2 separate regions of the Homo sapiens genome follow, and region 2 is linked to region 1. Evidence: chromatin loops called from intact Hi-C (ENCODE). Cell type or tissue: IMR-90. All regions are shown on one strand. Each heading gives the region's core, and the rest is flanking DNA. Links, peaks and the distances in the headings are about the cores only.

The links. A loop is a pair of places that touch in the nucleus more often than their neighbours do. Peaks named below come from ENCODE experiments on the same cell type or tissue, not always from the same donor. Only the 100,000 strongest peaks of a DNase experiment are listed, where the experiment ranks them.
Region 2: it touches region 1 in a loop (2.1-fold over the local background); 30 of 110 quality-filtered maps call a loop at or near these places.

Annotation. Positions count from the first base shown.
Region 1 is chr1:40,781,591-40,784,497 of GRCh38, forward strand. It overlaps KCNQ4 (potassium voltage-gated channel subfamily Q member 4), which reads left to right and starts at 2,197. Exons shown (of 14, transcript NM_004700.4): 1 at 2,197-2,817. The coding sequence starts at 2,504. In IMR-90, for the core only: a CTCF peak has its summit at 1,222 (motif pointing left); no DNase peak of the experiment used is centred there; H3K4me3 peaks cover 267 bases; H3K27me3 peaks cover 1,459 bases.
Region 2 is chr1:40,610,589-40,613,495 of GRCh38, forward strand. No RefSeq gene overlaps it. Among named protein-coding and RNA genes, the nearest start is that of RIMS3, 54 kb to the right of the region's middle. RefSeq lists a silencer at 1,748-1,807. In IMR-90, for the core only: a CTCF peak has its summit at 1,868 (motif pointing right); no DNase peak of the experiment used is centred there; H3K27me3 peaks cover 185 bases.

The DNA.
Region 1 (2,907 bases), core at 88-2,587:
TCTGGCCCTTCCACTCTTCCATGTGTACACATATGCCAAGTAAATTTGCTGTGGCCTCCTGGAACCATCTCCCCCATCCCTCTCACCCCTTAGGAAGAGTTCTGTGTCCCTCCATTACCCATACGCCCGCAGGAGAAACAGGCTTCTATGCCCTATGAAAGTCCTTCCTGAGATCTAACTTCCATCCCTCTAGCTGCAACCACAGTCTCTTTCCTCTTTCTGCTGCCTTTGAGCAGGTAATCTGGAGCTGGAGTTGGGAATGATGAGACACTCCCTGCAGTGAGGGCTCCTCACAAGGTGGGGAAGGGACCTTTGTAGTCCCCCAGCTGGGAAGAGAGCCATGGGATCCAGAGGTGATGCTGAGCTTGAAGATTAGATTTCCCAGAACAGACCCAGTTTCAGATATTCTGGGTGTTAAGGGCAACCTGAATTCAAATTCCATTTCTGCTACAGAACAAGAGCCTCAAAAAGACCCCCTAGAAACACCCCCAGGGCGCTTGCAACTGCTTTCCTGTGCACCTTTCATGTCCTAGACCTTAGTCCCATTTCCCAGGATCTATGATTGAGAAGAACCAGCCAGGCAGTTCCACAGAGGGAGGACAGTGCTGCATATTTTGGGGGTGCCATCTTCAGCTCATAGAGAGAAGATGGGTTAACTCAGCCCAGGCACCACATCCCTAGTGGGGCCTTGGGGTCCAGAAACTGTCCCCAGCTTCCAGTAGAGGATCCGGGCATAACCTGCCCTGGGGCACCCGGCTCTGGCCCTGGGCACACCTGGACCAGGAGCAGCAGAAGAGATTCAGGTCAGACCCCAGAGGGCACCCCCAGCTAGGCAGAGGGGAAAGGATCACTATGGGGTAGGGGTGTGGGCCGGTTGCCAAGCCCAGTTTAGGGACCCCACAGATCCCTGCAGCCCACGGCCCTGCCTCCCTCCCTCCCTCACTGGCGCTCAGCAGATCAATGCTGCCTTTGCTGACAGCTGAGAATCGAGCTCGCCTTCCCGCCCCTTCCCCCGCCCCTCCCGCTCGGCTTCGTCCCTCGAGATCCTCCCGGAGGAACCGGGAAGAGTTTGCTGCGGAAGGCTCACCCTGGGGCAGGGCCTGCGGAGGGAGCGGCTGGTGTGGCCGCAGCTTTCCGTGGAGGAAGAGGGAAAGAGGATCGGGAAACCCAAGTTACCAACCCTGTGCAGGGCCCAGGAGGGCTAAAGGAGAGGGACTGCCCCCTACAGCCAGAGAGATGGAGGTCGGGGACTAAGAAAAACTTTCCAGCTGGAGAGGGAATGCCCTGGGACAAAGTATCCCCTTTTCTGGCTGGGATTCTGTGGGCCTTGGGTAGGGGGTGTGTGTCCCCTCTAAGGCTGGCTTAGAGCTCATCTCCCAACACTCCATCTGCCCAAACCCAGTTCCCTGACCTGGGAGTGGGGCAGGGGAGCAGGCCCCTCCATCGGGGAGGATCCTCTTCTGGGCAGGGTGGCTCTTCCCCCATCACGATGAAGGGAAGCTCAGAGGTGGCAGTTGGTGGGAGAAAGACACACCCAGGCCCACTGTGTTCCACACACCCTGATGCTGCCTAGCAGCCCGTGGGCTCCAGGCCTTTCAGGTAAGAGCAGGACAACCGCCGCTGCCCACCCAGCCACACACAGCACTGGGCACACTTTAAGCACCCGCACCAGGCACACAGTGCTCGACCCCAACGGACACACCTCATCCCCTTCGGACTCCACCTCCACTTTCGCAGCCACCCACACCCGACCCATAACTCACACCTCACTGACTCCATCCCCGCACCTGGTAGACCCACAGCCACCCACCCTGCACACACAAGTAGACGCCGTTCCACCGGTCTACACCTAAACTCCACGGGACACTGCGTCCCTTCCCCTGCCGCCCGCGGCCACAACTCCACATTCCACTTTCCACAAGCACACACGAGGCGTCCCACCCCGGGCTGGCCTTCGGGGCCACACTGCCCCACGCAGCGGTGGACACCACTTGCACGCGTCCGGCTTCCCGGCCCCGCGCGCTGCCCCCGCCACGCGGTTCGGCCCAGGCACCAACTCGGCCGCCCGTGCGCCCTGCCCCGCCGCCTGCTCCGCGCGTTCCCTCCCTCCGCCTCGCCTCGCTTGCTCGCTCGCTCCCTCCCGATTTGGGAAGGCGGCCGCGGGGCGGGCGGGGGAGGGGCGGGGCGGGGGAGGGTGACATGTGAGCGGCGCGCGCCGGTGGCAGGTGGAAAGGCGAGCGGCATGGAGCGCGTAATAAGAGAGTTGGAGTCGGAAAGAGCAGCCCCAGTCGCCGGGGAAGCGGGAGGTCAGTGCGGGCTCCGGCGGCCCCCAGGCTCCGAGCGCCCGCCCGCGGCCCCGGCCCGGCCCCTAGCCCCCGCCGCCCGCGCCCGCCCCGGGTCGCCCCTCTGGCCCCGGGTCCGAGCCATGCGTCTCTGAGCGCCCCGAGCGCGCCCCCGCCCCGGACCGTGCCCGGGCCCCGGCGCCCCCAGCCCGGCGCCGCCCATGGCCGAGGCCCCCCCGCGCCGCCTCGGCCTGGGTCCCCCGCCCGGGGACGCCCCCCGCGCGGAGCTAGTGGCGCTCACGGCCGTGCAGAGCGAACAGGGCGAGGCGGGCGGGGGCGGCTCCCCGCGCCGCCTCGGCCTCCTGGGCAGCCCCCTGCCGCCGGGCGCGCCCCTCCCTGGGCCGGGCTCCGGCTCGGGCTCCGCCTGCGGCCAGCGCTCCTCGGCCGCGCACAAGCGCTACCGCCGCCTGCAGAACTGGGTCTACAACGTGCTGGAGCGGCCCCGCGGCTGGGCCTTCGTCTACCACGTCTTCATGTGAGTTTGCGACCCCGCGCCCTTCCGCGTTTCCCCGCGCAAGCCTGGCCTCCCGGGGCACGGCCGCCCCGCCCTGGCTCCGCCTTCTAC
Region 2 (2,907 bases), core at 321-2,820, 170 kb before region 1:
TTTGAGAATCCACCTCCCGCAGGAAGAGGGAAGGTTTCCAGTGTTTCCATCCAAGCTATGATCAAAAGACCCCTGCCCTGGAATTTATAAGGTAATGGGGTTTGGGAGGTGATGGTGGTCTAGATCCTACACAACTGTAGACATCTGATTTTCAGATGATATATGTTGTAGGTGATTAGTGACTGGGCTGGTGGCACGGATCGTAAGAAGAATTTACCAAGATAGTTGTAGGTAAAAAAGGCAGATTTATTAGAGAAAGTATGAAAATATGTTGCAAGGGTACAATGGGCAGGCCAGCCAGAAAGGAGCTGACTGCAAAGAGACAAAGGCTTACTGGGGATTTTATAGGATGGTGCTGTGTGCTGAAGAGGGCTTTGTACAGTATTGATAATGCCCTGGTTACAGAGAGCTCACGTGCAGGTGTCTGGTGATAAGTTGGGCGCAGGAAGATTGTGAGTTATTTGCGCTGGGCCATGAAGAAAGGCAGATGTATAGCTTATCTGCTTTTTCTTTTAACCTTCCCTCTGTCCTGCCAGCCTGATTCATTTTCCCTAATTAGGAATCCACAATATATTTTTAAATTTTTTTGTAGAGATAGGATCTCACTGTGTCACCCAGGTTCATCTTGAACTCCTATCCTCAAGCAATCCTCCTGCCTCAGCCTCCCAAATTGCTGGGATTACAGATGTGAGCCACCATGCCCAGTCTCAGATGATATTTTAAAAACAGACATAACTGAGGTATAATTTACATGAAATAGAATGCACCCATTTAAAGGGTACAGTTTGATGTATTCTGATAAATGTATACACCTATGGAGCCACCATTCAGATACAGAACATTTTCATCATCCCCCCAAACTCCTTTGTGATCCTTTGTAGTCAATATCTCCACCCACCCCAAATCCTCAGGCAACACTAACTGACATTTTGTCCCTATAGGTTAGTCTTGTGTGTTCTAGAATGTCATTTAACAGTATTTACCTTTTGTGCTTGATATCTTTCATTCAGTATTGTTTTTGCAATACATTTATTTTGTTGCCTGCAGTGCAGAGGATTGGTTCTCGGAAGCCACAGATAACAAAATGCTTGGATGCTCAAGTCCTTTAAGTAAAATGTCATAGTATTACATGTAACCTACACACATCCTCCTGTATACTTTAAATCATCACTTGATTATTTATAATACCTAATATAATGTAAATTCTATGTAAATAGTTGTTATACTGTATTGTTTTTATTTGTATTATTTTTGTCTTGTTTTGTTTTGTTTTGTTTTTGAGACTGAGTCTCCTCTGTCACCCAGGCTGGAGTGCAGTGGTGCAATCTCGGCTCACTGCAACCTTTGCCTCCCAGGTTCAAGAGATTCTCCTGCCTCAGTCTCCCGATTCCAGGGTGGACCACCATGCCCAGCTAATTTTTGTATTTTTAGTAGAGACAGGGTTTTGCCATATTGGCCAGGCTGGTCTCGAACTCCTGACCTCAAGTGATCTGCCCACCTCGGCCTCCCAAAGTGCTGGGATTACAGGCATGAGCCAACCCACCTAGACTTATTTGTATTATATTTATTGTATGTTTATTTTTTAAAACATTTTTTATCTGTGGTTGATTGAATCTGCGGATGCAGAACCTGTGGGTATGGAGGACTAACTGTATTATCAGAATTCGTTCCCCTTAGTGCTGAGTATTATCGCATTATTGTAATACACCACAGATTGTTTTTTCACTGCACCTATTGCTAGATGTGACAGTTTCAATGTGTGGCCTTTCAACTCCAAATCTACCCTTCATTGCCTGTTCTGCATAGTGGCATAGCCCCATTAACCATGTCTCCTTTGCAGTGAGAACAGTGTTGGGTTTTGTCAGTAGATGGCGCTGGTAGGACACTGCTGGAGGGAGAAACTTCTGGAGCCAGTGTGCTTCACTGAGAAAGAGAAGTTTTGCTTCTCTTTCTCCACTAGTGCGCTGCTGCGAGGGGCAAATGCATGGGGACATCCATTAGGGTTCTGCCCTGGCTGTGCGTCCCCAGCACGTTCATGCCTCTGAGCTCACAGCCCCAGCCGTAGCCCTGTGCCCACCTCCCACAGCCCTCCCCACATGGACTCTACCCATCTCAGGCTTTGTACGGAGGTGAGCGGCCCTGGCCCTCTGACTCCCTGTGTGCCAGCTGCCAGCATGGCCCGCCAGCTCCCTGCAGGGTTTCCATGCCTCCCAGGCCTTCGATGACTCTGCCTGCGAGTAGGTTCCTGATTCTGACTCTCCCTGTGCATACGCCTGCCAGCCTTGCCTGCCTGTACCTGGGGGTGTTGCCTTGCTTACCTGAGACTCTAGACCAGGTTTGGGCTGGGAAACCCAGCACACTTCTTCACATCACATTCATTACACGTTTTCCAACAAGGTTCGAATCCCAGCTTTAAGGAGAGGGCCTTCTTCCAATGTGTTCCTTTCTTGGGCACTCTCCTTCAGCCTTAGGATAGTCTTTAGAGTTCCGTTTACACCTTCAGAATTACTCCTCTGCTAGAATTAATCTTTTTTTAAAAAAATAAATTTTAATATATATGTAAGGTACACAACATGATGTTATATAAGATGCATATATATAGTAACATGGTTACTATAGTGGAACAAATTAACATATCCATCATCTCACATAGTTACTCATTTTCTCCCCTGTGGCAAGAACAGCTATAATCTACTCATTTAGCAAAAATCCTGAATAAAATACACTATTATTAACTAGAGTCCTTATGTTGTACCTTAGGTCTTTCCATTTGTTCATCCTACATATCTGCTGCTTTGTATCCTTCGACCTACATTCCCCATTTCCTTCCCCACCACACCGACCCTGGTAACCACCGTTTTATTCTCTATCTCTGTATATTTGACTTTTTTTTAGATCCCACATATA